Regions from separate parts of the Homo sapiens genome. Here all the other regions are linked to region 2. A link is a contact called in ENCODE Hi-C or POLR2A ChIA-PET data. All regions are on one chromosome and are shown on one strand. The core of a region is the stretch at or near the end of the contact, and the rest is flanking DNA. Distances in the headings are between cores, read along the strand shown. Region 1 holds the start of ILF3 (interleukin enhancer binding factor 3). Region 2 holds the start of MRPL4 (mitochondrial ribosomal protein L4). Region 3 holds the start of QTRT1 (queuine tRNA-ribosyltransferase catalytic subunit 1). Region 4 holds the start of ATG4D (autophagy related 4D cysteine peptidase).

Region 1 (6,293 bases), core at 3,710-6,209, 400 kb before region 2:
AGCCCGAGCAAAATGGTGAAACCTCATCTCTACTAAAAATACAAAAAATTAGCTGGGCGTGACGGCAGGTGCCTGTAATTCCAGCTACTTGGGAGGCTGAGGCAAGAGAAATGAGGCAAGAGAAACACTTGAACCCAGGAGGCGGAGGTTGCAGTAAGCCGAGACCGTGCCACTGCACTCCAGCCTAGGTGACACTGTGAGACTCCATCTCAAAAAAAAAAAAAAACAACACTCTGATATGAGAAACTAGTTTTATAGGCAAGCAGCAGAAAAGAAAGTGGCCTGGAAGACTTACTCATCTCCAAGACCTTTTATCTTTATCTAAGTAAGACCTTAACCTTCAGCTTCAAGCAAAATCCTCGAAAAGATAAGGACAGCTGTTGGGCATGTTCAGTGAAAATTATGTACTTCACACTGCAAAGTAGAACTTTTTTTTTTTTTTTTGAGACAGAATCTTGCTGTCGCCCAGGCTGGAGTACAGTGGCACAATCTCTGCTCACTGTAAGCTCCGCTTCCCGGGTTCACGCCATTCTCCTGCCTCAGCCTCCTCAGCAGCTGGGATTGCAGGCACCCGCCACCACGCCCGGCTAATTTTTTTGTATTTTTTAAGAGAGACGGGGTTTCACCGGGTTAGCCAGGATGGTCTCGATCTCCTGACCTTGTGATCCGCCCGCCTCGGCCTCCCAAAGTTCTGGGATTACAGGCCTGAGCCACCGCGCCTGGCCAGAACTTCTTACTATCACTTAAAATTATAAAAATAATTTGGAGCAAATTTGCATACTGTAATACATTCAACTTTATGACTAAATGATACATGGTGATCACGCATTCCACAAGAGAATGGCCCTCAGACAGTAAACATATTTTTGTCTTAAAATTAGTGCCACTGGGCAAGGCGGCTCATATCTGTAATCCCAGCACTTTGAGAGGCTGCAGGAGGATCACTTGAGCCTAGGAATTTGAGACCAGCCTGGGCAACATAGTTTAAGACCCTATCTCTACAAAAAAATAAAATTAGATTAAAAATTTAAAAAAAACTAGTAGCTACATTTTCAATGTCTTCACTACGTAAACATTTAATGAGAAGAGAAAAAAGGTAAATTCTGGCCAGGAGTGAGGGCTCACTCCAGTAATTCCAGCTTTTTGGGAGGCCAAGGTGGGCAGATTGCTTGAGCCCAAGAGTTCTGAGGCCAGCCTGGGCAACGTGGAAAGATCCTGTCTCTACAAAAAATTCAAAAAATTAGCTGGGTGTGGTGACATGTGCCTGTGGTTCCAGCTACTTGGGAGGCTGAGGTGGGAGGATTGCTTCTTGAGCCTCAGAGACAGAGGCTGCAGTGAGCGGAGATCACGCGACTGCACTCCAGCCTGGGTGACAGAGTGAGACCCTGTCTCAAAAAAAAAAATTAAATTAAATTTTAACTGGACATCACTTTTACACGATGCCTAAATACAGCTGATGCTAAATGTATCTGAATTTCCAATTGTTATTATTTTTTTTTCATACGAAGTCTTGCTCCATCACACAGGCTGGAGTGCAGCGGCACGACCTCAGCTCACTGCAACCTCCGCCTCCTACGTACAAGCGATTCGCTGCCTCAGCCTCCCGAATAGCTGGGACTGCAGGTGTGTGCCACCGTACCTGGCTAATTTTGTACTTTTTTTTTTTAGTAGATACGGGGTTTCACCATGCTGGTCAGGCTGGTCTCGAACTCCTGACGTCGTGATCCGCCCACCTCAGCCTCCCAAAGTGCTGGGATTACAGGCGTGAGCCACCGCACCCGGCCACCAATTGCTATTCATAATGGAATCACCCGTGAAGTGTTCTCATGGAAAAGTTTCACAAGGATTTATAACAGATCATAAATATCATAAAAATTTCTTAAAAATCAGCACCGATGAGGCCCCCTAACCACCACCTACCTGCCTACTCTACTTTCACAACCATTTCAACAGCAGCTTACTATGTATAATAATACAGATCGGCAATCTACTTGTTTCAGATAAAACGGACAAATGCTTCAGTAGGAAACTAAAGTTTGCCTCGTGCCTCCCAGGCCCCAAATCTCTACTCATTCATTGTGTGAAGATGACACTCAAACCACTATCTGCCTCAGATTCCAAACTTCCTGATGGAAACAAATCAAATCTTTCTCTGCCAGGACTTTGTTAAGATAAAAAGCATCCAATAAACAGAACCTAGAAGGCTGGGCATGGTGGCTCACGCCTGTAATCCCACAACTCTGGGAGACCGAGGCCGGTGGATCACCTGAGGTTCGGAGTTCGAGACCAGCCTGACCAACATGGAGAAGCCCCATCTCTAGTAAAAATGCAAAATTAGCTAGGTGTAGTGGAGCATGCCTGTAATTCCAGCTACTCGGGAGGCTGAGGCAGGAGAATCGCTTGAACTCGGGAGGTGGAGGTTGCGGTGAGCCGAGATCGCGCCATTGCACTCCAGCCTGGGCAACAAGAGCTAAACTCTAACTCAAAAAAAAAAAAAAAAAAAAAACCCTACAAAATCCTAGTTCCTGTAAAGGTTTAATAAAAGCAAGATTCAAATATTAAGGTCACAATTTCCTGGGCCATAAATGCTAATACTAAATGTTAACACTTACACATCTTTCAAAACTGCACAAGGTGAATTAACTTGCTGACAAAATGTAGCAGGATGACAAGTCCAAGAGGTATAAATAAGGGAAGGGATCACTCCTCTGGGGCCATGAAAGGTAATCAAAAGAAACCGAGAAAGGGTGACAGCAGTCCCTAAGAGAAGAGGCCCCAGCCCAAAGAAAACGACTAAAGGCTTTTCCAAGAATAGAAGACTTCTAACCCCCACATCTTGCTAAAGCCTAAAGGGTAATCTACTGTCTACCCAAAGGAAAGGGACTTACAGAAGGCTTCTTCCCCATCACTGACTCTACCTGTCCCCTACCTGGAGGCCTTAACCAGGGAGCACCGTCTGTATCTGTGTGATCAAAATATTAGCAGCTGTCCTTTGTCAACGTGGTATTTAACATGAAAATTTAGGAAAAAATAACAGACTTAGATTCCTCATGCTCAGGAATATGGGCCTTCAAGACCCTGAAAATACTAGAAGGAGCCAAAGGAATTTTTGCCTAGAGGCACCAAACAAGTTCAATCAGAAAAACCACAAACAATTAGGCACCTCTCAGCTCCAGGAAGACTCGGCTAAGCTCCAGGAAGATAGGGAGAGTGATAAATAGCGCCCAGTGGCGGCAAGGCCAAGCCTGGCAGTCATTGCTAGCCTCCAATCTGAACTAAAGAATATTCCAGACAACACTGGGGCCTGCAGACTCCATTCACAAATCCCAGGGACCAAGAGCCACCCACATAAGCAAGGGGCCCCAGCACCACGGAACAGGGAGAGGAGCACCTGCCAATGTCCTGCGGCCTCCTCCTGCTTTCCAGCTGTGAATGAGGCCCTGGTTCCCACACTTCATTCACAGTCTGGGCGGCTACTGTAACTACATCCCACGAGACCACACACAAAGCATCACGCACAAGGGACAGTGGCAGCACTCTGAGCAATCCATGGAGATTCCCATCCACAAATACCTGAGGAAAAGAGAGCTTAAAGTCCTAAATTTGAATCCTAACTTCGGATGGCACCTCGCGATTCCATGTGGACCACAAATATGCCATCACACCACTCATTTTAAAGAGAGCAAAATCTTGAAAAAGATTCAGCAGCAGTGAATTACCGGAGTCCAGAAAAAGAAACCACTGAAACCGACGCTTCGTTGCTGATCCATGTCACCTAAGCAGCAACTGGCAAACAATGTTGGAAATGTGGAGAAGAGATCCCTCATTCTCCTCAAATTTGGCCACTGAACTGGGGGAGGAGCATGCAGACCGCCGTACACCCCAAATAATTCATCCAGGCGGTGAATTAACTGGGGCAGAACCTCATGAGTAACCTCGAGAATCTCAATCGTTCAACTACTTGAGAAAATAAAGGTAGAAATGGGTTTTAAGCATCCACGTTTCGGGGCCCAGGCTTGCACCCAAGTAGATTGCCGGTCTAGAGAAGGCAAATACTAACAATCTGGAAAAACATTCAACAATGAAAACAAACTAACTAAAGAAAAAGCTGAAACCCTCTCAAGTTTTGACCCTGATCTGAGAGAGGCCTGGCTGACCAGAGATTTGGAAACCCGACGAACCCACAAAGGCTTCCTCAGCAATCCGCGTGGGAAGGGGCTTCCAAGGAGGGGGTCCGCCTCTCCGCGACCTGTGAGGACAAAGGAGGCGACTTTTCCCGCCTCGGGAACCTGGGACTCTCCTGGAATCGGGGGCGGGACCGGGACAAAGAGGAGGAGGGGGTAGGGAAGGAGTGAGGAAGGGGGGTCGCCCCGCCGCGGAACTCGGGACCCGAGGGGGTGTGTGCTCCAAGCACGTGCGCGCGTCCCCAGGACCCCCGCAACAGACAAAAGCCCAGCCGCGGGGAGGCGGCAGCCGGGGGCCCGGTGCGCGCGCACCCCCCCGCGCGTGGCGCCGCCGCCGGCCGAGGGGCCGCGTGCGGGGGGGAGCGGCTGCGCGCGCACCGAGTCCTCGCCGCCGCCGCAGCCGCCATTTTGTTTCCTCCGCACAATGGAAGAGAGTTAACGGCCGAGCGCGGGAGCGAGGCCGGCAAGGGAGGAACGGGCCAGGCGCCGGGATGAGGGAACCGGGCGGAGGCGGCGAGCGTGGGATCCCTCCAGCCTTGTCACCGCGAACCCTCAGTGGGGATCTCACTGAGGGCGGGCGGGGGGAGGGGCAGAGGCGGGAGCGGGCCCGGCCGCCGCCACATTGACGCTTACCTTGTCGGCGTCCCCTTCTTCGACCGCAGCCGCCGCCGCCGCCCTCCTGCCACAGCCCGCCGGGGTCTGCCCCCAAAAGCCACGCGGTGCGCGCCGGGCTGCTGGGTCCAACTGCAATGGCGAGAAGAGGAGGAGGAGGAGTCCGGACCGGGGGCGAGCGGGCGGGCGGGCAGGCGCGCGCCGGGGAGGTGCGGGAACACGTGACCGGCTGAAGCCCCGCCCCCTTTGACGCCGCGTTGCGCCTCGACGCAGGCCCAACCCAAATGGGAGGGAGGGGCGAAAAGAGATAAGGGGGGGGCTGAGGGGGTGGGCGTGAGTTGCACGTGGTGCAAGCGGGAGTGTTTGCGTGCGTAGTCACGTGACTTCGGCACCTTTCCCTCCGCTTTCGATAGGTTGCTCCATCATGTGACAATGGCGAATTTCGCGGTTTCCTTCGCCATCTGACAACTTTTGGCGCCTTCCCTTTGCCGTACTGGGAGTCCTCCATCACGTGACGAGGGCACGCTCTGGTTTTCGCTAAGGCGTTTTTTGAGCGGCCATTACCACGTGATGCAAGGCAAGCGTCAGAGGCGGAGCCTCCCTACGGCTGCGACATTTTGCGCCTGCGCGGCCGCCATCTTACGCCCGTCGCCCTGAGTACGTTAGCGGAAATGGCTCCGAGAGGCTTTGACGCATGTGTACCTTTTTAGTGGCGGTATCTCGGCCGGGGATTTTCGGGCTCCAGTGGAGGTGGCTATGCTCACCCCATCTCCCTTGAGAGGCACAGAAGGTTAGAGATGTGTGCGAGGAACGGCCAGGTCCAGCGTCTCCTCGTTGCTGCCCCTTGAGCCCGGGACCGGCGCCAATGCGCGCCCGGGTTCTTGGGTTCTTTCGTCCCGCAGACCTGCCTTGGTGTGGCGTCCCTGGGCCGTAGCTTCCGAAGGCTGCAGCCGACCTGGTCGGGGTCCTCTAGCCCGCCTTCCCCTTCCCCCATTGACAGATGGAGAAACTGAGGCCCAGGCCAAAAAATATCTCACTAGAGGGCTCACCGCCATTTCCTGGAAAAATTGGGGCTGGGACTCAACGGACGCTCGTCCAGCAGCAGCGCGGAGCTCCGAAGTAAAGGCGCCCGTGACCGAGTGCTTTGTCCTTACAAGCGTGGTGTTCTTGAATGCTTCCAGGCGCCTTATGAGGCCCCCGATGTACAATCTGTGCTTAACTAAACCCCACTGTCTTCCAGGGTCAGGTTGGCCATCCGCAGGCGTAGTTGCTAGGAAGGTTTGACAGATGTCCGCCTGTTGATTCAGACGTTCCCAGGATTTGGAGCAAGAAGAGCAAGGAAGGCCAGGCGCGGTGGCTCACGTTTGTAATCCCAGCACTTTGGGAGGCCGAGGCGGGCGGATCACGAGGTCAGGAGTTCGAGACCAGCCTGGCCAGCATGGTGAAACCCCGTCTCTACTAAAAATACAAAAGAAAATTAGCCGGGTGTGGTGGCAC
Region 2 (6,584 bases), core at 1,460-3,959:
AGAGGCAGGAGAATCGCTTGAACCCAGGAAGCGGAGGTTGCAGTGAACCAAGATTGCGCCACTGCACTCCAGCCTGGGTGACAGAGTGAGACTCCATCTCCATCTCAAAAACAAACAAAAAAAAGAGAACCAAAAATGGACCCATCGGTGAATAGTTCAGGAGACAGATGAGGCCCCAGCCGAGCAGTCCAGAGAAAACCCAGCGATGGGCTTCCTCTGGGTCCTATCCCCAACCTCCCCAGGAAGCTCCTTCCCACCACCTTGCTCCATTTAGGCACTCACAATTCTCTTGAAGTTCTTCTGCCACATAGCAACCTGGTGCAGTATGTCCAGCCTGCGGGGAGGAAGGACACATGAGAAGCCCAACTCTGCTTCAAACGCTCCCACCCCACTATAGGAAAACCCAGGATTCTCCCTTCTGCCTCCAGGGCCCTGGGCGATTTGCCTCTGCCCCTCACTGACCCCATCTTGAAATTCTGCCTCAGGGCCTTGGCACTTGCTGTTCCCTCTGCCTGAAACACTCTTCTCCTGGATGGTTCTTTCTCAGCCTACAGGTAGCAGCTCCAATAACTGCTGAAAGGTACCTTCTAAAGAAAGAGCCACCCTGACCAGGTGCAGTGGCTCATGCCTGGAATCCTGGCACTTTGGGAGGCCAAGGCAGGTGGATCACTTGAGGCAAGGAGTAAGACCAGCCTGGGCAACATGGCAAAGTGATGTCTCTCCAAAATATACAAAGATTAGCTGGGCACGGTGGTACATGTCTGTCATTCTGGCTACTCGGGAGGCTGAGGCATGAGAATTAGTAGAACCCAGGAGGCGGAGGTTGAAGTGAGCTGAGAGCATGCCATTGCACTCCAGCCTGGGCGACAAGAGCGAAACTTCATCTCAGAAAAAAAAAGCCACCCCTTCTTCCTTGTTTTTCCTACCATTACTTTTTTCCTGCTATTACACTTCACTTATTGCCACCTTCTTCAGGGACTGGTTTTCCTCTCTAGTTCTATACCATTCCATACAGTCACATACTCAACATCTGAAACATGGCCAGTGCCCCATGCTACAATGTGATTTCGACATAGTTTTAAATACAGGTTAAATACATTATTGAAATCAATTTCACCTGTTTTTTTTTTTGAGATGGAGTCTGTCTCTGTCGCCCAGGCTGGAGTGCAGTAGTATAATCACGGCTCACTGCAACCTCCATCTCCCCAGGTGCAAGCGATTCTCATGCCTCAGCCTCCTGAGTAGCTGGGACTACAGGCTTGCACTAAGACGTCCGGCTAATTTTTGTATTTTTGGTAGAGACGGGGTTTCATCATGTTGGCCAGGCTGGTCTGCAACTCCTGGTTTCAAGTGATCCGCCCACCTCGGCCTCCCAATGTGCTGGGATTACAGATGTGAGCCACAGTAACTGGCCCCTACATTTTCTTTTCTTTCTTTTTTTTTTTTTTTTTTGAGACAGAGTGTTGCCCAGGATGGAGTGCAGTGGCGCGATCTCGGCTCACTGCAAGCTCCGCCTCCCGGGTTCACGCCATTCTCTTGCCTCAGCCTCCAGAGTACCTGGGACTACAGACGCCCGCCACCACGCCCGGCTAATTTTTTTTTGTATTTTTAGTAGAGACGGGGTTTCACCATGTTAGCCAGGATGGTCTCGATCTCCTGACCTCGTGATCCGCCCGCCTTGGCCTCCCAAAGTGCTGGGATTACAGGCGTGAGCCACTGCGCCCAGGGTGGCCCCTACATTTTCTTAGAGATGTTATGAACAGCAGGGTAACTAAAATGCAAACAGCCTCTTCCAGGCACCGAGGAATGGTTTAGTCTTTTTAGTGCTCTTATTTGCAAAAACCAGTTAACAAAGATTATCAACATTTCTATAGAACTTATTATGTGCCAGAATTAAGTCATTTATTCATCACAGCAACCTCCCGACCGCTGACAAAATAGGGACACTGAGGGACAAGAGGGGAAGGCAGGATTTGAACCTAATCAGTCGGGCTCCAGAATTCTGTCTCCCTAACCCTTAGATGATGTCACCTCTCAGGCTTCAATCTCACACAGCGCTACAGCAGGGGAAACTGTCATCATTCCCCTTTGACAGGTGGAGAAACGGAGGCTGTAGAAATACAGCACTTTCCCAAGGGTACAAGCCCAAAGTCATCGTGACTCCTGAAATCCCGCTCTTCATCCCTCTGCCACTCAGTTCACCATTACAGCCCTCGCTCACCTGGGCGCGGTGGCGAAAACATCGGGGTGCAGGTCGGCCAGGCCCACGCGCTCCTGCTCGAAGCCCCGCAAGGACTCGACCCAGGCCTGCACTGGGCGTCGATGAGTGGGTACCGGGAGCTCGACTTTGCGCAGCACGGGCTCCGGGAGACCTGGAGCGATTGCGGGGGTCAGAGGTTAGGGTCAAGGGTCAGACCTCTCTGTCGCCGCCCCTCCTGGAGCCACCCCGGTTGCCTTACCCTCGCTCGCCACCTGCTCCGGGTTCTCGGTCGCACGCGCTGCCTCTTCCGCCAGGGAACTCAGGCCCTGCAAGGGTTGGGCGAAAGTGAGAGACGACCCCTGGACACCCCCAAATTTCATCCTTCGACCACGCCTCCAGCCCCTGGCCTCACCTGGCTGCCGGTAGGCCGAAGCCAGGCCCGCGCCCCGGCCCGGACGAACTGCAGCATCGCCGCGCAGCCTCCCACGCCGCGGGAGGTCAAGGCCACTGGAGCCTCGCGAGGCGCCGCTGGATGACGTCACGCACGCGACGCCGCCCTACCCGCCGCGACTCCGCGCTGGAAAGCGGGGTGTGCAAAACCGAAGATGGAGGGGGTCCGACCCGGCGTGCCCAGACCTCCACCCCAGGACTAACCCCCAGACCCAATTTTCACTCCTGCCTCAAGGACCCTCCGTAACACTGGGGAACGCGACCTCACAGCAAGAAGACCCAGCTTCCGTAGGCCTAGCCTACTTTGGGTCCCGCCTCCGACGAGCCGGTGCAGGAATTCAGCCAATGAGACCTCTCTGGCCCAATTCAGCCAATGACTGTTAAGCCTGAAGGAGTGACCCCCGCCCATAAGTGGGCAGTTCTGGAGTGAGCAACTAAGGAATACAGCCAATAACGCTTAAACTTTTGCTGTTGGTCACGCCCACCGGGCCACGCCTTCATCCCGCCTCCAAGGCTGTCGGAGATGGTTTTTTCTTTATCCAGTTATGTGGTTTTGTTTTTTTATTTGTTTTTTTGTTTTTGTTTTTGTTTTTGTTTTTGTTTTTTTTGAGACGGAGTCTTGCTCTGTTGCCCAGGCTGGAGTGCAGTGGCGCGATCTCGGCTCACTGCAAGCTCCGCCTCCTGGGTTCACGCCATTCTCCTGCCTCAGCCTCCCGAGTAGCTGGGACTGCAGGCGCCCGCCACCACGCCTGGCTAATTTTTTGTATTTTTAGTAGAGACGGGTATCACCGCGTTAGCCAGGATGGTCTCGATCTCCTGACCTCGTGATCCTCCCGCCTCAGCCTTCCAAAGTGCTGGGATTACAGGCGTGAGCCACCGTGCCTGGCGTTTTTTCATTTGTTTAAAGGCAGGGCCTTATTGCCCTCAGAAAGCCTTCAGGATTGGGCCTGCCAGACCATGCCTCCCAGTTTAGATTCCCCAGGGCAGGGCCATGTCCCCCCGAAACCCCTCAGATTAGGTATTTGTGTCCCTTACCCCCTAGACCAGGGTCCTCTCCCCTACCCCCTTAAACCAGGTCCCGTCCCCTCTCAGACCTTCCAGGGCTCTCCAAGGACAGAACAAAGTGGGGAGTCCACAGATCCTGGAGTGCCTCCCTTGTCGCCCCCTAACAAATCCGAATGCTTATTTTTAGTTTCTTTGTTTTGGTTTTTAGAGACAAGGTCTTCCTCTGTCGCCCAGGCTGGAGTGCAATGGGCAAGATCATGGCTTACTGCAGCCTCGACCTCCAGAGCTCAAGGGATTCTCCTGCCTCTGTCTCCTGAGTAGCTGGTCTACAGGTACGCAAGCCCGGCTCATTTTTGTATTGTATTTTTTTATTTTGTATTTGTATTTTGAGATGGAGTATCGCTCTGTCGCCCAGGCCGGAGTGCAGTGGTGTGAGATCGCACATCTCGGCCTCCCGGGTTCAAGCGATTCCCTGCCTCAGCTTACCGAGTAGCTGGGACTACAGGCGCCCGCCACCACACCTGGCTAACTTTTTGTATTTTTAGTAGAGAGGGGGTTTCACCGTGTTAGCCAGGATGGTCTCAATCTCCTGACCTCGTGATCCGCCCGCCTCGGCTTCCCAAAGTGCTGGGATTACAGGCGTGAGCCACCGAGCCCGGCCCTAATTTTCGTGTTTTTATTAGAGACAGTGTGGCACCACGTTGGCCAGGCTGGTCTTGAACTCCTGACCTCAGGTGATCCACCCGCCTCGGCCTCCCAAAGTGCTGGGATTACAGGCCTGAGCCACCGCGCCCGGCCTAATTTTTTTTTTGTAGAGATGGCGGGGGGTGGGTCTCCCAATGTTGCCCAGGCTGGTCTTGAACTCCTGGGCTCAAGCAATTCTCCCGCATTGGTCCCCCAAAGTGCTGGGATTACAGGCATGAGCTACTGTGGCCCACCCATTTTTAGGTTCTTTACCATGTTCCCGATAGACCTCCAGGGGGCGCCACCGGATCATAGCCGGCTTCCCTACCAGTCCAGGGCTGTCTACTTGGAGGCCAGTGCGTTCTGGACAGAGCACAGCTGACAACGTGGTCTGTGAACCAACCTCATTTTCCTCTGCTGGAAAAGGAGGTTATGAGATTCAGTGACGTAATGGAGGCAAAGCTTCCCATGCCTGGTACAAGGTGTAAAGTCAATAAATAGCATTATTATTATTTTTTTTTTGAGACAGAATCTCACTCTGTTGCCCAGGCTGGAGTGCAGTAGCGCGATCTTGGCTCACTGCAACCTCTGCCTCCTGGGTTCAAGCGATTCTCCTGCCTCAGCCTCCCGAGTAGCTGGGATTACAGGCGCCCGCCACTACGCCCAGCTAATTTTTATTTTTATTTTTTATTTTTAGTAGAGACAGGGTTTCACCATTTTGGCCAGGCTGGTCTCGAACTCCCGACCTCAGGTGATCCACCCGACTCGGCCTCCCAAAGTGCTGGGATTACAGGCGTGAGCCACCGCGCCTGGCCTCTACCAAAAATTTAAAAATTAGCTAGGTGTGATGGTATATGCCTGTGGTCCCAGCTAATGGGGAGGCTAAGGCAGAAGGATCACCTGAACCCAAGAGATTGAGGCTGCAGTGAGCCATGTTCATGCCACTGTACTCCAGCCTGGGTGACAGACTAAGATCCTGTCTCAAAAAAAAAAAAAAAAAAATGTGGCCGGGTGCGGTGGCTCACGCCTGTAATCCCAGCACTTTGGGAGGCCAAGGTGGGCGAATCACGAGTCAGGAGTTCGAGACCAGCCTGGCCAACATGGTGAAACCTTATCTCTACTAAAAATACAAAAAAATTAGCTGGGCGTAGTGGCGGGCACCTGTAATCCCAGCTACTCGGGAGGCTGACGCAGGAGAATCGCTTCAACCCAGGAGGCAGAGGTTGCAGTGAGCCGAGATCCCGCACCGCACTCCAGCCCATGCGACGAGTGAGACTCTGTCTCAAAAAAAAAAAAAAAAAAGAAAGAAAGAAAACAAAAAGTATAGTGTATTTCATTGTGTATTTTATCCCTGCAAGAATAACTGAATGCGGCCGGGCGTGGTGGCTCATGCCTATAATCCTAGCACTTTGGGAGTCCGAGGCGGGTGGATCACCTGAGGTCAGGGGTTCGAAACCATCCTGGCCAATATGCCAAAACCCCATCTTTACTAAAAATACAAAATTAGCCGAGCATGGTGGCGCATGCCTGTAATTCCAGCTACTTGGAAGGCTGAGGCAGAATTCCTTTAACTTGGGAGGCGGAGGTTGCAGTGAGCTGATACCGCACCATTGCACTCCAGCCTGGGCAACAAGAGTGAAACTCCGTTTCTAAATAAATAAATAAATAACTGTGGATGCATGTTTAAGACTCTATGTATTTTGCAACTTTAAAAGGTCTTTTAATCGTTTATTTTGTTGCTGTTGTTTTTGAGACAGGATCTCACCCTGTTACCAGTCTGTAGTGCAGTGTAACGATTATAGTTCACTGTAGTCTTGAATTCCTGGCCTCAGATGATCCTCTGCTGCAGCCACCTAAGTAGCTGAGGCCACAGGCATGTTCCACCATGCCCAGCAATTTTTTTTTTTTTTTTTTTTTTTTGTAGAGGCAGAGGTCTTGCTTTGTTGTCCAGGCTGGTCTTGAACTCCTGTTCTCAAGTGATGCTCCCTACCTGACTAATGTTTGTATTTTTCGTAGAGACAAGGTTTCACCATGTTGGTCAGGCTGGCCTCGGACTCCTGACCTCATGTGATCCACCCGCCTCAGCCTCCCAAAGTGCTGGGATTATAGGCGTGAGCCACTGCGCCTGGCCTATTGTATATTTTCATTGGTCATTCATACACCTGGTAGAGAGAATTTCAAAAATTACAAAGATTACTAGAGTGAAAATTCTGTCTACTCTTATCTGTGCCCCCTACCCCCCAGT
Region 3 (6,541 bases), core at 3,664-6,163, 450 kb before region 2:
ACGGTGCACAGCATAGTGGTTTAGTGGCATAAAATGAAACTTGATGACCTATAATCCAAACACTTTGGAAGGCCCAGGCGGAAGGATCACTAGAGCCCAGGAGTTCGAGACCACCCTGGGCAACACAGAGAGACCCCATCTCCATTATTAAGAAAATAAATAGATGAAAACAATTTAAAATAAAAAAGAACAGGCCACAGCCGGGCGCAGTGGCTCACGCCTGTAATCCCAGCACTTTGGGAGGCCAAGGCGTGTGGATCACCAGGTCAGGAGATTGACACCATCCTGGCGAACACAGTGAAACCCTGTCTCTGCTAAAAATACAAAAAATTAGCCGGGCGTGGTGGCGGTCACCTGTAGTCCCAGCTACTCGGGAACTGAGGCAGGAGAATGGTGTGCACCCGGGAGGTGAAGCTTGCAGTGAGCCGAGATCGCACCACTACACTCCAGCCTGAGTGACAGAGCGAGACTCTGTCTCCACAAAAAAAAAAAAAAAAAAAAAAAAAAAAAAGAACAGGCCAGGCCTGGTGGCTTGCGCCTGTAACCCCAGCACTTTGGGAGGCCAAAGCAGGTCAATCACTTGAGATCGGGAGTTCAAGACCACCCTGGCCAATATGGTGAAACCCTGTCTCTACAACAAATACAAAAATTAGCCCGGCATGGTGGCATGCACCTGAAGTCCCAGCTACTTGGGAGGCTGAGGCAGGAGAATCGCTTGAACCCAGGAAGCAAAGGTTGCAGTGAGCCGAGATTGCACCACAGTACTCCAGCCCGGGTGACAGAGCGAGATTGTGTCTCAAAAAAGAAAAAAAGGGGCAGGCGTGGTGACTCACGCCTGTAGTCCCAGCACTTTGGGAGGCCGAGACGGGTGGATCACCTTAGGTCAGGAGTTCGAGACCGGCCTGGCCAACATGGTGAAACCCCGTCTCTACTAAAAATATAAAAACTAGCCAGGTGTGGTGATGGGCACCTGTAATCCCAGCTACTCGGGAGGCTGCAGCAGGAGAAGTGCTTGAACCCAGAAGACAGAGGTTGCAGTAAGCCAACACAGTGCCACTGCACTCCAGCCTTGGTCAAAGAGTGAGACTCCTTCTCAAAAAAGAAAAAAAAAAAGAAAAGACGAAAAAATAAATATGGGGCTGGGTGCGGTGGCTCACGCCTGTAATCCCAGCCCTTTGGGAGGCTGAGGCAGGTGGACCACCTGAAGTCAGGAGTTCAAGACCAGCCTGACCAACAAGGTGAAACCCCGTCTCTACTAAAAGTACAAAAATTACCAGGCGTGGTGGCAGGCACCTGTAGTCCCAGCTGCTGGGGAGGCTGAGGCAGGAGAATAGCTTAAACCCGGGCAGCAGAGGTTGCAGTGAGCCAAGATCGAGCCACTGCACTCCAGCCTAGGTGACAGAGCGAGATTCCACATCAAAAAAAAAAAAAAAAATTACGACATTCATTAAAAAGCTAGAACTTTAGCTGGGCATGGTGGCTCACACCTGTAATGCCAGCACTTTGGGAGGCTGAGGCAGGCGGATCACCTGAGGTCGGGAGTTCAAGACCAGCCTGACCAACATGGAGAAACCCCGTCTCTACCAAAAATACAAAATTAGCCGGGCATGGTGGCGCATGCCTGTCATCCCAGCTACTCGGGAGGCTGAGGCAGGAGAATCGCTTGAACCCAGGAGGCAGAGGTTGCTGTGAGCCGAGATTGCGCCATTGCACTCCAGCCTGGGCAACAAGAGCGAAACTCGGTTTCAAAAAAAAAGAGGCCGGGTGCGGTGGCTCACGCCTGTAATCCCAGCACTTTGGAAGGCCGAGATGGGCGAATCACGAGGTCAGGAGATCGAGACCATCCTGGCTAACACGATGAAACCCCGTCTCTAGTAAAAGTACAAAAAAATTAGCTGGGCGTAATGGCGGGTGCCTGTAGTCCCAGCTACTCCGGAGGCTGAGGCAGGAGAATGGCATGAACCCAGGAGGCGGAGCTTGCAGTGAGCCGAGATCGCGCCACCGCACTCCAGCCTGGGAGACTAAGCAAGACTCCATCTCCAGAAAAAACAAACAAACAAACAAAAAACACATGGGGGCTGGCACAGTGGCTCATGCTTGTAACATGAGCACTTTGAATGGTCAAGGCAAAGGACTGTTTGTAGCCAGGAGTTCAAGACCAGCCCAGATAATGTAGTGAGACTCTAATCTCTACAAAAAATATTTGGCCGGGCATGGTGGCTCACACCTGTAATCCCAGCACTTTGGGAGGCCAAGGCGGGCAGATCGCTTGAGGTCAGGAGTTCAAGACCAGCCTGGCCAACATGGCGAAACCCTGTCTCTACTAAAAATACAAAAAACTAGCTGGGCGTGGTGGCATGCACCTGTAATCCCAGCTACTTGGGAGGCTGAGGCAGGAGAATTGCTTGAGGCCAGGAGGCAGAGGTTGCAGTGACCTGAGATTGTGCCACTGTACTCTAGCCTGGGTGACAGAGTGAGACTCTGTCTCAAAATAATACATAAAAATAAATAAACATAAAAAAATAAACTTATAGGCCGGGCACAGTGGCTCATACCTGTAATCCCAGCACTTTGGGGGACCAAGATGGGCAGATCACTTGAGGTCAGGAGTTCGTAACCAGCCTGGCCAACATGGTGAAACCCCATCTCTACTGAAAATACAAAAATTAGCTGGGTGTGGTAGCGGGCACCTGTAATCCCAGCTACTTGGGAGGCTAAGGCAGGCGAATTGCTTGAACCAGGAGGCAGCTGTTGCAGTGAGTCATGATCGCGCCTCCGCCTCCCAAAGTGCTGGGATTACAGGCGTGGCCACCGCACCCAGCACGTGGCTTCTTTTCTTATAAGGGTTTTTGTTATAGGGGCTTCAGCCATGAATCTAAGAAGAAAAAATATTTCTTCCTCCCTACAGCATCAATCTATTAGAATGATGAGGGGAAGAGGGGTTTTGACCCTGTGTTGCCATGGTTCTTTATCAAGAAATGGGGATATTGGGCCAGGCGTGGTGGCTCACACCTATAATCCCAGCACTCTGCGAGGCCGAAGCAGGTGGATCACCTGAGGTCCGGAGTTTGAGACCAGCCTTGCCAACATAGTGAAACCCGTCTCTACAAAAAATACAAAAATTAGCTGGGCATGGTGGCAAGCAGTTGTAATCCCAGCTACTCAGCAGGCTGAGGCAGGAGAATCACTTGAACCCAGGAGGTGGAGGTTGCAGTGACTGGATATCACACCATTGCACTCCAGCCTGGGCGACTCTGTCTCAAAAAAAAAAAAAAAAAAAAAAAGCCAGGTGTGGTGGCTCACGCCTGGAATCCCAGCACTCTGGGAGGCCGAGGCAGGCGGATCACCTGAGCTCAGGAGTTTGAGAGTAGCCTAACCAACATGGAGAAACCCTGTCTCTACTAAAAATACAAAATTAGCCAGGTGTGGTGGCGCACACCTGTAATCCCAGCTACTCGGGAGGCTGAGTCAGGAGAATCACTTGAACCCGGGAGGCAGAGGTTGCAGTGAGCTCAGATCGCAAAATTGCACTCCAGCCTGGGCAACAAGAGCAAAATTCTGTCTCAAAAAAAAAAAAAAAAAAAAAAAAAAAGAAGGATATTGAGGATATGGGAGAAGCCTAAAGCCTCCCCAATCCTCTTGTTGCCACCATTATTTCAACAGATATTTGTCCAATTAATTTGTTTTTTTTATTTTTTATTTTTTATTTTGGTAGAGACAGGGTCTCCCTGTATTGCCCAAGCTGGTCTCCAACTCCCGGCCTCAAGTGATCTTCCCGCCTCAGTTTCCCAAATTGCTGGGATTACAGGCATGAGCTTCCACGTCCAGTCTTAATTTGCTAATGAGAGAAAAACTGCAATAATAATACTTAAGCTACTACATGGCTGGGATGGAGATTTACTGACATCATCTCATATGTACTTGTCAACAATTCTACCAAAGACCTGCTACTATTTACCCCCGCTTTGAGTTGGTTCAACTGAAGCTCAGCGAGGAGTGACCTGCTCAAAGCCACACAACAGCTAAAAAACAGGCCCCGTGTAAACTTCACCCCCTGACAGACAGGGTAAGGAGGCGGCTCCCCAGGGTCCTCTCACCCAGCGCATTCTGGATCTGCACGGATTTCTCCGGGCTCAGCAGGGTCTCATTGCCGTCGTAGGGGGAGCGGAAGCGGACGCCCTCCTCCGTCACCTCGGACAGAGACACCAGCGACACCATCTGGAAACCGCCGCTGTCCTAAGGGAAACCCCACCGCAAAGCTGTCAGGGGGTGGAGATGGGGACCCTTCACTCCAGAGAAGGGCCCTAGAACGTCGGCTCTCTCCTCAGCTCACCGTTAGCAGATTATGAGGCCAATTCATGAAGCCGTGGAGACCGTTGGCTTTCTGGATCAGCTCGGGTCCCTGGGTTGATGGAAGAAAGTGTCAGGTTAGGGGTGACCGCGTCCCTGGGGGCCCTTCTTGGGAGACAGATCTGGCCAGCTTTAGTCCCTGCTGCTCTTTCACGCCCAGTACAAGGCCTGGTCATTGGGGGCGCTCAATACAGCTGGTCGATTGACTTTGGGAGGAGTGTCCGGGCCTGGAGGACGCTCCATGGCTCCCCACGCCTCGCCGCCTCGCCGCCTCCCCGCGCGGGCAGAGCCCACCCACCGGCCTTAGACCCAGATGGTAGGTATTGCCCAGGCAGATGCGGCAACCCAGAGCGTCCAGCTGTTCGGTCGTGATGCCCTTCATGGTGGCCTGCGTGCCCACTGGCATGAACACAGGAGTGGCCACTGTCCCATGCGGCAGCCACAGCTCGCCTGCCCGGGCCCTGGAGCGGCTGCATTCGGCCACCAGCCGCATGATCCGTGGGGCCGACTCCAGGGAAGCCTGGGTAGCTGCTCCCGCCATCTTGACTGTCGGAACCACGTGGGCCGTACCACACAGTGGGCGGCGCCATGTTGGCCGCTGTCACGTGACCACGCGATCCGTTCTGGAGCCCGGGAAAGCGTCGGGGGACCATGGCAACGGATTTGAACCCCTGGTCCTGGCTGGGGGCCCATTTAACTCCTACCCACAACACGCTAAAGCGAAGAATCAGAATTGAACTGGGAACGAATCCCATCCCTAGCACTTTCGAGCTACAATCAGAGACTCTCTTAGCCATAATTTTCTCTTGGATAAAATGTGGCGAATTACAGCATCTCGGCATAAAGACTTTGTAAAGATTGAATAAAGGGCCGGGGGTGGTGGCTCACGCCTGTAATCCCAGCACTTTGGGAGGCCGAGGAGGGAGGATCACGAGGTCATGGGATGGAGACCATCCTGGCTAACACAGTGAAACCCCGTCTCTACTAAAAATACAAAAAATTAGCCGGGCGCAGTGGCAGGCACCTGTAGTCCCAGCTACTCCGGAGGCCGAGGCAGGAGAATGGCGTGAACCTGGGAGGCAGAGCTTGCAGTGAGCCGAGATCGTGCCACTGCACTCCAGCCTGGGTGACAGAGCGAGACTCCATCTCAAAAAAAAAAAAAAAAAAAAAATTAAGCTGGTGTGGCTGGGTGCGGTGGCTCACGCCTGTAATCCCAGCGCTTTGAGAGGCTGAGGCGGGCGGATGACCTGATGTTGGGAGTTCGAGACCAGCCTGACCAATGTGGAGAAACCCCGTCTCTACTAAAAATACAAAATTAGCCAGGCATGGTGGTGCATGCCTGTAATCCCAGCTACTCCGAAGGCTGAGGCAGGATAATTGCTTGAACCTGGGAGGCGGAGTTTGCAGTGAGCCGAGATCGTGCCATTGCACCCCAGCCTGGGTAACAGGAGCAAAACTCTGTGTCAAAAAGAAAAAAAAGTTTTAAAAATTAAAAAATTAACAGGTTGTGAGCCAGGCACGGTGGCTCACGCCTGTAATCCCAGCACTTTGGGAGGCCAAGGCGGGCGGATCACGATGTCAGGAGTTCAAGACCAGCCTGGCCAGTATGGTGAAACCCCGTCTCTACTAAAAAAATACAAAAATTAGCCGGGCGTGGGGGTGCGTGCCTGTAGTCCCAGCTATTCGGGAGGCTGAGGCAGGAGAATCGCTTGAACCCGGGAGGCGGAGGTCGAGCCACGATTGCGCCACTGCACTCCAGCCTGGGCGACAAAGCGAGACTTCATCTAAAAAACAAAAACAAAAACAAAATCAAAACAAAAACATTAACATGGTGTGGTGGCACGCCCCTGTAGTCTCAGCTACTCAAGAAGCTGAGGCAGGAGGATCACTTGAGCTGAAGAGTTGGAGGCTGCAGTGAGCTATGATTGGGCTACTGTACACCAGGCTGGGCAACAGAGTGAGACCGAAACCCTAAAAAAAAAGATAATAATAATATACAATATTATATAGTAATTGTTATCATTACAACTGGATCTGATATCTGTCCTGGCCAGCAGAGAGCGCTATTGTCCCAGAAGATGTCCTTTCAATTGTCTTAAACTGAGCTACTCTGGCCAAGAGGGTGTCTAAGGGAGCCTCAAGCCCCCTATCCTGTAAGAAAGGCTAAGGATGCCGGTTGCCCAGATGGTGG
Region 4 (6,927 bases), core at 21-2,520, 290 kb before region 2:
TGACCCTGTACTCCTAGTGCACCCCTTCCCCCCTATGGCTCACCTCTGGGCAGGAAATGCAGCAGAAGGCCCTGTGCCAGCATCATCTGGCCGCTGCGTAACATGCACCCCCAGCCACAGTCCGAGGTCAGGCAGCCCCCAGGAAGGGGCGGGAAGTCCCGGCGGTATGTGAGCCACAGGCGGGACACAAAGTCCCGCTGGAAACGCTGTATGTCACCTACAAGAGCGGGTCTGTCAGCTGCCACCAGGGACACTCCGGCGGGCGTGGAGAGGCCTCCCCCAGCCCTGGTCCCAACCACCAGCTCACCCTCGCCCTCGAAACGGTAGCGGCGGCCACAGAGGTGGATGCTGGAGATCTTGCTAAAGCTGGTCCGGCTTTTAACCACCCAACCTGGGGAGACGTAGGGGCAGCGCCCAGCGAGATGAAGCACTTGCATGACAGCAACAGCGCTTCCATTCCCCCATCTGTGAAATGGGCACGATCCTAGTTCCTATCTCCGGGGTGGCTCCGGGGATTCCGTCGGAGGTGGGGCCCCCAGTGACAGCTACAGGAGTGTCCACCATCAATTCAGGATGAAGGAAGGTAGTTCTGATTATTGTACCCATTTTACAGAGAGGGGCAAAAACGGAGGCGCCAGGAAGCAAAGGATCTTGCCCAAGGTCACACAGGGGAATGGGCGGGGCTTGAAAACACTATTGGACCTGCCACAGGTCCACCCTGGGCCGGGCAGGGAGGGGACCCACAGGTGACTCAGGACGGGAACAAGGGTGGGATAACTGGCAGGACCGGGGTCTGGTTTTCCTCAACGGCCCCCGACACCCCCACGATCTCCGGGCCCCCTCCTCACCGTACTTGACGTTGTTCCAGGCTGTCAGGAACTTGGCCTTGAACTTGTCCACTTCGTCCGGCTCACTCGGGCCAGCCCCGGGAGAGCCAAGAGCGGGGCCGCTGGCTCCGGAAGGCCCCAGGCCGTTGGGGTCTGGGCCTCTGGGACCCCGCGGCCTGCGGGCCTCGGGCCGGCGGCGCGCGTCCTCCGGGCTGCTGCTCCGGTACTGCGCGGCGGCCGGCGACACTGAGTTCATGGACGCGCCGGGAGGGCGGACCGAGGGCCCAGGTGGGGGGCTGCGGCCGCTGCCCCCCAAGGGCGACCCGCAGCCGGTTCACGGGGCCCGGGGAAGGCGCTACTCGGCCCCCGTCCCCAGGGTACCGGGCCAGGCAACAGCCGCCGCCGCTGCTACCGCAGCCATCGCCATCTTAGCGGGCCAGGACCCCGGATGACGGTGGGCGTGGCCAAGCCAGACGCCCCGCCCCGCCCTCTCCCCGCCCAGCCGCCTTTCCTGCCCCGATCCCGGGTCGCCAGGCGGGGACCTCAAACCCCGACGCCTTCCCGCGGCCTCCCCCCGCCCTCCTTATCACACCGCCAGGAGCGCGACAGCCCCTTCAGGCCCTTATCGGAGGCAGCAGAGCTGGGGAACCCCTGCCCCTGGCCCCGCCCCTAGTCCTGCCCCCCAGGGCCCAGGACTGACCTCCTGGCAGGCGCCCAGGTGAGACTGACTGCGCACCTGCAGCGCCCGCCCCGCCTCCCGAGTGCACCTGCGCGGGCTGCCGACCCAGAACCCGCCCTGGCCTGGGACCAAATCGACTAGTGTGACCTCCGGGGCAAGCCACGCCTCTCTGTGCCTCAGTTTCCTCATGTGCAAAATAGGGCTGGAATACACGCAACAACATAGACGAATCTTCATGAGAATTATGCTCAGGGAAAAAAAATCCAGGGGTAGGCAGGCGCGGGAGGGAGGGATGAATGAAGTGCTCCAGGAAAGTTTTTTTCAGTGTTTGTTTTGTCGAGACAGCATCTGGCTCTGTTGTCCAGACTGGAGTGCAGTGGCGCTTTCATAGCTCACTGCAGCCTCCAACTCTGATCCTCCAACCTCAGCCTCCAGAGTAGCTGAGACCGCAGACAGGAGCCACCATGCCTGGTTAATTTTTTAAATTTTATTTGTAGATAAGGGGTCTCGCTATGTTGTCTAGGCTGGTCTCAAACTCCTGGCTTCATGAGATCCTCCCGCCTCAGCCTCCCAAATGCTGGGATTACAGGCGTGAGCCACCACCTCAGGCAGGAAGACATTTTTTGGAGCTGTGGATAAATTCAGTATCTTAACTGTAATAGTGGCTTCACAGGTGTGAAAACTCATCAGATTGTACGCTTAAAATTTGCATGGTTTTGTATATGTCTATTATACCTCAATAAGGCTGAAAAAAAACCTCTTTGTTTTAAAAAGTAATCAGTTAACTTTTTATAGAGACAAGTTCTCTCTATGTTGCCCAGGCTGGCCTGAAACTCCTTAGCTCAAGTGATCCTCCTGCCTCAGCCTCCCAAGTAGCTGAGACTACAGGAAAATATTTTATTTTATTTTATTTTTTAATTTTTTTTCTCTAACCTTGCGAGGCCCAAACAGATTTTGGTTGTTGTTGTTGAGACAGGGTCTTGCTCTGTCATCCAGACTACAGTGCAGTGGCCTGATCATGGCTCACTGCAGTCTCAACTGCCGAGGCTTAAGCAAGTCTCCTGCCTCAGCCACCTGAGTAGCTAGGACTATAGGCACATGCCACCACCCCTGGCTAATTTTTTTTTTTTTTTTTGAGACGGAGTCTCGTTCTGTTGCCCAGGTTGGAGTGCAATGGCGCGATCTCGACTCACTGCAAGCTCTGTCTCCCAGGTTCACACCATTCTCTTGCCTCAGCCTCCCGAGTAGCTGGGACTACAGGCGCCCGCCACCACGCCTGGCTGATTTTTTGTATTTTTAGTAGAGACGAGGTTTCATCGTGTTAGCCAGGATGGTCTCGATCTCCTGACCTCGTGATCCGCCCACCTCGGCCTCCCAAAGTGCTGGGATTACAGGCGTGGGCCACCGTGCCTGGCCACCCCTGGCTAATTTTTAAAAATTTTTCTGTAGAGATAGAGTCTCCCAGTGTTGCTCAGGCTAGTCTTGAACTCCTGGGCTGAAACGATTAGCCTCAGCCTCCCAAAGTTCTAGGATGACAGACATGAGCCACTGCACCTGGCCAGGGACAATTTTTATTTTTTATTTTATTTTCATTTATTTATGTATTTATTTTGAGATGGAGTTTCGCTCTTGTTGCCCAGGCTGGAGTGCACTAGTGCGATCTTGGCTCACTGCAACCACCACCTCTCAGGTTCAAGCAATTCTGCTGCCTCAGCCTCCTGAGTAGCTGGGATTACGGGCGCACACCACCACGCCCAGCTAATTTTTGTATTTTTAGTAGAGATAGGATTCCACCACGTTGGCCAGGCTGGTCTCGAACTCCTGACTGAGGTGATCCGCCAGCCTCGGCCTCCCAAAGTGCTGGGATTACAGGCATGAGCGATTGCACCCAGCCAGGAAAAAGTTTTAAATGTGTCTAACTCATAAAGATGTATGGGAATGAGCTGAACTTACCAATGTAAAGTGCTTAGAGTGGTATTTGAGGAACAGTTGGGGCTCAGTGAGAGCCAACTGCATGATGACAATGCAGTGACCCTGTGAGCCATGGAGAGGGTGGCCTCTAGTGGCCAGCCCCGGGGCTCTGTCCTCAGCTCTCTGAAGGAGGTAAGAAAGATTTGAATGAGGGTGTGATCCAAGAAGGAGAAGGCACAAAAGGGGCAGTCACCTCCCTGACTTTCCTTTTTTCCCCTCTCCTCCCAGTCGCCTTCAATCACAATTGACCCCTTTCTCTTTCATTAATTTATTAATTTATTGATTTATTTTATTTTATTTTTTTGAGACAGAGTCTTGCTCTGTAGCCCAGGCTGGAGTGCACTGGCACAATCTCAGCTCACTGCAACCTCCGCCTCCCAGGTTCAAGCAATTCTCCTGCCTCAGCCTCTGGAGTAGCTGGGATTACAGGTGTGAGCCACCACACCCGGCTAATTTTATATTTTTAGTAGAGACAGAGTTTCACCATGTTGACCAGGCTGGTCTTGAACTCCTGACCTCAGGTGATCTGCCCGCCTGGGCCTCCCAAAGTGCTGGGATTACAGGCTTGAGCCACTGCAACCAGCCAAGTGCACCCTTTCTCAAACTCAACAGAGCCAATGCCACCTCAGAGTCTTTGCACTTGCTGTTCCCTCTGCCCAGACCACGTTTCTTACCATGGCTCTCCGTCACCTCCTTCAGGTCTTTTTTTTTTTTTTTGGCAGGGTCTCACTTTGTTGCCCAGGCTGGAGTGCAGTGGCACGATCATAACTCACTGCAACCACGACCTTCTGGGCACCAGTGATCCTCCTGCCTCCTGAGTAGCTGGGATTACAGGCATGTGCCACCACACCCAGCTAATTTTTATATTTTTAGTAGAAATGGGGTTTCACCATGTTGGCCAGGCTGGTCTCGAACTCCTGACCTCAAGTAATCCACCCACCTCAGCCTCCCAAAGTACTGGGATTACAGACGTGAGACACTGTGCCCGGCCGCAAGTCTTTATTCAAATATCACCCCTACACGAAGATTACCACTCTCAAAATTCTCCCCCATCTCCATCCTTGGTCTCCTTCTCTTCCCTGCCTTTTTCCCCCTCCCCGCCGCATGGGAGTAGTTATCACAACCTTACTGTCTTTATCCCCTTGGGCTGCTGTGACAAATACCATAGCCTTGGGGGCTAAAACAACACACCTTTGCTTCTCACAGTTCTAGAGGCTAGAAAGTCCCAGATCAGGGTGCCAGCATGGTTCTTGGTGGGATTCTCTTCTATTTTTTGTTTTGTTTTGTTTTTTTGTTTTAGATGGAGTTTTTGCCCAGGCTGGAGTGCAATGGCAATCTCGGCTCACCACAACCTCTGCCTCCCGGGTTCAAGCGATTCTCCTGCCTCAGCCTCCCGAGTAACTGGGATTACAGGCGCCCACCACCACACCTGGCTAATTTTTTGTATTTTTGGTAGAGACAGGGTTTCTCCATGTTGCTCAGGCTGGTCTCGAACTCCCGACCTCAGGTGATCTGCCTGCCTTGGCCTCCCAAAGTGCTGGGATTACAGGCGTGAGCCACCGCGCCCAGCTGAGATTCTCTTCTTATCTTATATCCTCTCACCTGCCTTCCTTTCTTTTTTTTTTTTTTTTCTCACAGTCTCACTCTGTTGCCAGTACTGGAGTGCAGTGGCATCATGATCTTGGCTCACTGAAGCCTTGACATCCTGGTCTCAGCCGGGCTCGGTGGCTCATGCCTGTAATCCCAGCACTTTGGGAGGCCGAGGCAGGCAGATCACGAGGTCAGGAGATAAAGACCATCCTGGCTAACACAGTGAAACACAAAAAATTAGCCAGGTATGGTGGCGGGCGCCTGTAGTCCCAGCTACTCAGGAGACTGAGGCAGGAGAATGGTGTGAGGGCCCCACCCTCAAGATTGCGTCCAACCCCAATTCCCTTTTTTTTTTTTTTTGAGACAGAGTCTCACTCTGTTGCCCAGGCTGGAGTACAGTGGCGCGATCTTGGCCCACTGCAACCTCGACCTCATGGATTCAAGTGATTCTCCTGCCTCAGCCTCCCGAGTAGCTGGGATTACAGGCACGCGCCACCACACCCAGCTAATTTTTTGTATTTTTAGTAGAGACAGGTTTCGCCACGTCGGCCAGGCTAGTCTTGAACGCCTGACCTCAGGGTATCTGCCCTCCTCAGCCTCTCAAAGTGCTGGGATTACAGGCATGAACCACTGTGCCCAAGTGTATTATTTTCGAGACAGAGTCTCACTCTGTCACCCAGGCTGGAGTTCAGTGGTTCAATCAGGACTCATGGCAGCCTTGACCTCCTGGGCTCAAGTGATCCTGCCTGAGCCTCCTGAGTAGCTGGCACCGTGGGCACACACAACCGCATTCCATTGGAGTTGACCACTTTGAGCCCAGTGTAGGCCCAGGGGTCTTTGGATTCTGCACTCAGTACAGACTGTGCAGCCAGATGGCTCAGATAAGGGACCTCGCCACTCTCTGCCTCAGTTCCTTTTTCTTTGAGAGATGGGGTTGGGCAACTCGCTCGGGTCCCCTTCCACACTGTGGAAGCTTTGTTCTTTCGCTCTTTGCAATAAATCTTGCTACTGCTCACTCTTTGGGTCCACACTGCCTTTAAGAGCTGTAACACTCACCGCAAAGGTCTGTAGCTTCACTCCCGAGCCAGCGAGACCACGAACCCACCAGAAGGAAGAAACTCCGAACACATCTGAACACCAGAAGGAACAAACTCTGGACACGCCACCTTTAAGAACTGTAACACTCACCGCGAGGGTCCGCGGCTTCATTCTTGAAGTCAGTGAGACCAAGAACCCACCAATTCCGGACACATTTTGGCGACCCAGATGGGACCTTCGCCAATTGCCGAGCGGTGAGACCATCGCCTATCGCTGAGCGGTGAGACAATCACCTATCGCCAAGCAATGAGCAAATGGAGACACAAAGAGATGACATAATGTGGCCAAGGTTTCATTCTAGTAAGTTGCTGATCTGGAATTCTAACCCAGGAAGTCCTGTCTCCGGCGTCTATGATTTCACCCACTACACTATACTTCTTAAGCATGTCAAGAAAGTGAGAACTTTAAATTGATTTAATTAGACTAACTATGAAAGTCTGAAAATAAAATTGATTCATTGGAAAAAAAAAAAAAGAGAGAGAGACGGGGTCTCACTCTGTTGCCCAGGCTGAAGTGTGATGGTGCAATCATTGCTTCCTGCAGCCTTGAATCCCTGGGCACAAGTGATCCTCCTGCCTCAGCCTCTCAAAGTGTTAGGATTACAGGGGTGAGTCACGGTGCCCGGCCACTGTCTTAGTTTCTTTATCTGCCAAATGGGGTAGTGATACTGCCTCCCTTCTAGTGTTTGGGAGAAGGATGAAGTGAATATGCACAATGCTTTGAACAGTGCCAGGCACATGGTCTCCACCACGTCAGTGTGAA

What was found. Hi-C counts contacts between places; a loop is a spot of excess contacts on that map. ChIA-PET counts read pairs that join two places held with the same protein, here RNA polymerase II (POLR2A). Pooled maps may share reads with other maps.
Region 1: a loop to region 2 is called in a map of naive thymus-derived CD4-positive, alpha-beta T cell, with 6 times the contacts of the local background. The contact joins the promoter of ILF3 here to the promoter of MRPL4 in region 2. A Hi-C loop is called at or near these places in 1 of 168 maps with a recorded cell type or tissue (naive thymus-derived CD4-positive, alpha-beta T cell) and 8 of 50 pooled maps. POLR2A ChIA-PET finds 5 or more read pairs at or near these places in 4 of 52 experiments (A673, GM12878, PC-9 and 1 more).
Region 3: a pooled map shows a loop between it and region 2 (4-fold over the local background). The contact joins the promoter of QTRT1 here to the promoter of MRPL4 in region 2. A Hi-C loop is called at or near these places in 1 of 168 maps with a recorded cell type or tissue (naive thymus-derived CD4-positive, alpha-beta T cell) and 7 of 50 pooled maps. POLR2A ChIA-PET finds 5 or more read pairs at or near these places in 1 of 52 experiments (A673).
Region 4: a loop to region 2 is called in a pooled map, with 2.8 times the contacts of the local background. The contact joins the promoter of ATG4D here to the promoter of MRPL4 in region 2. A Hi-C loop is called at or near these places in 1 of 50 pooled maps. POLR2A ChIA-PET finds 5 or more read pairs at or near these places in 4 of 52 experiments (AG04450, B cell, activated T-cell and 1 more).

What each region holds. Positions count from the first base shown.
Region 1 is chr19:10,653,012-10,659,304 of GRCh38, reverse strand. ILF3 (interleukin enhancer binding factor 3) reads right to left here and starts at 4,959. Exons shown (of 20, transcript NM_017620.3): 1 at 4,818-4,959. ILF3-DT (ILF3 divergent transcript) reads left to right here and starts at 5,433. Exons shown (of 1, transcript NR_024333.1): 1 at 5,433-6,293. RefSeq lists silencers at 4,632-4,791, 4,872-5,111 and enhancers at 5,202-5,671, 5,912-6,081, 5,947-6,293.
Region 2 is chr19:10,248,339-10,254,922 of GRCh38, reverse strand. MRPL4 (mitochondrial ribosomal protein L4) reads right to left here and starts at 2,709. Exons shown (of 9, transcript NM_015956.3): 1 at 2,613-2,709; 2 at 2,460-2,526; 3 at 2,222-2,372; 4 at 283-334. The coding sequence starts at 2,669. RefSeq lists enhancers at 2,207-2,780, 2,637-3,046, 3,177-3,326, 2,781-3,354 and a silencer at 4,724-4,773.
Region 3 is chr19:10,699,811-10,706,351 of GRCh38, reverse strand. It overlaps QTRT1 (queuine tRNA-ribosyltransferase catalytic subunit 1), which reads right to left and starts at 4,913. Exons shown (of 10, transcript NM_031209.3): 1 at 4,649-4,913; 2 at 4,334-4,402; 3 at 4,098-4,236. The coding sequence starts at 4,891. RefSeq lists enhancers at 3,930-4,119, 4,880-4,969, 4,448-5,196 and a silencer at 4,600-4,659.
Region 4 is chr19:10,538,247-10,545,173 of GRCh38, reverse strand. ATG4D (autophagy related 4D cysteine peptidase) reads right to left here and starts at 1,270. Exons shown (of 10, transcript NM_032885.6): 1 at 849-1,270; 2 at 308-391; 3 at 44-217. The coding sequence starts at 1,083. RefSeq lists an enhancer at 284-879 and silencers at 925-1,104, 1,155-1,494, 1,505-1,554.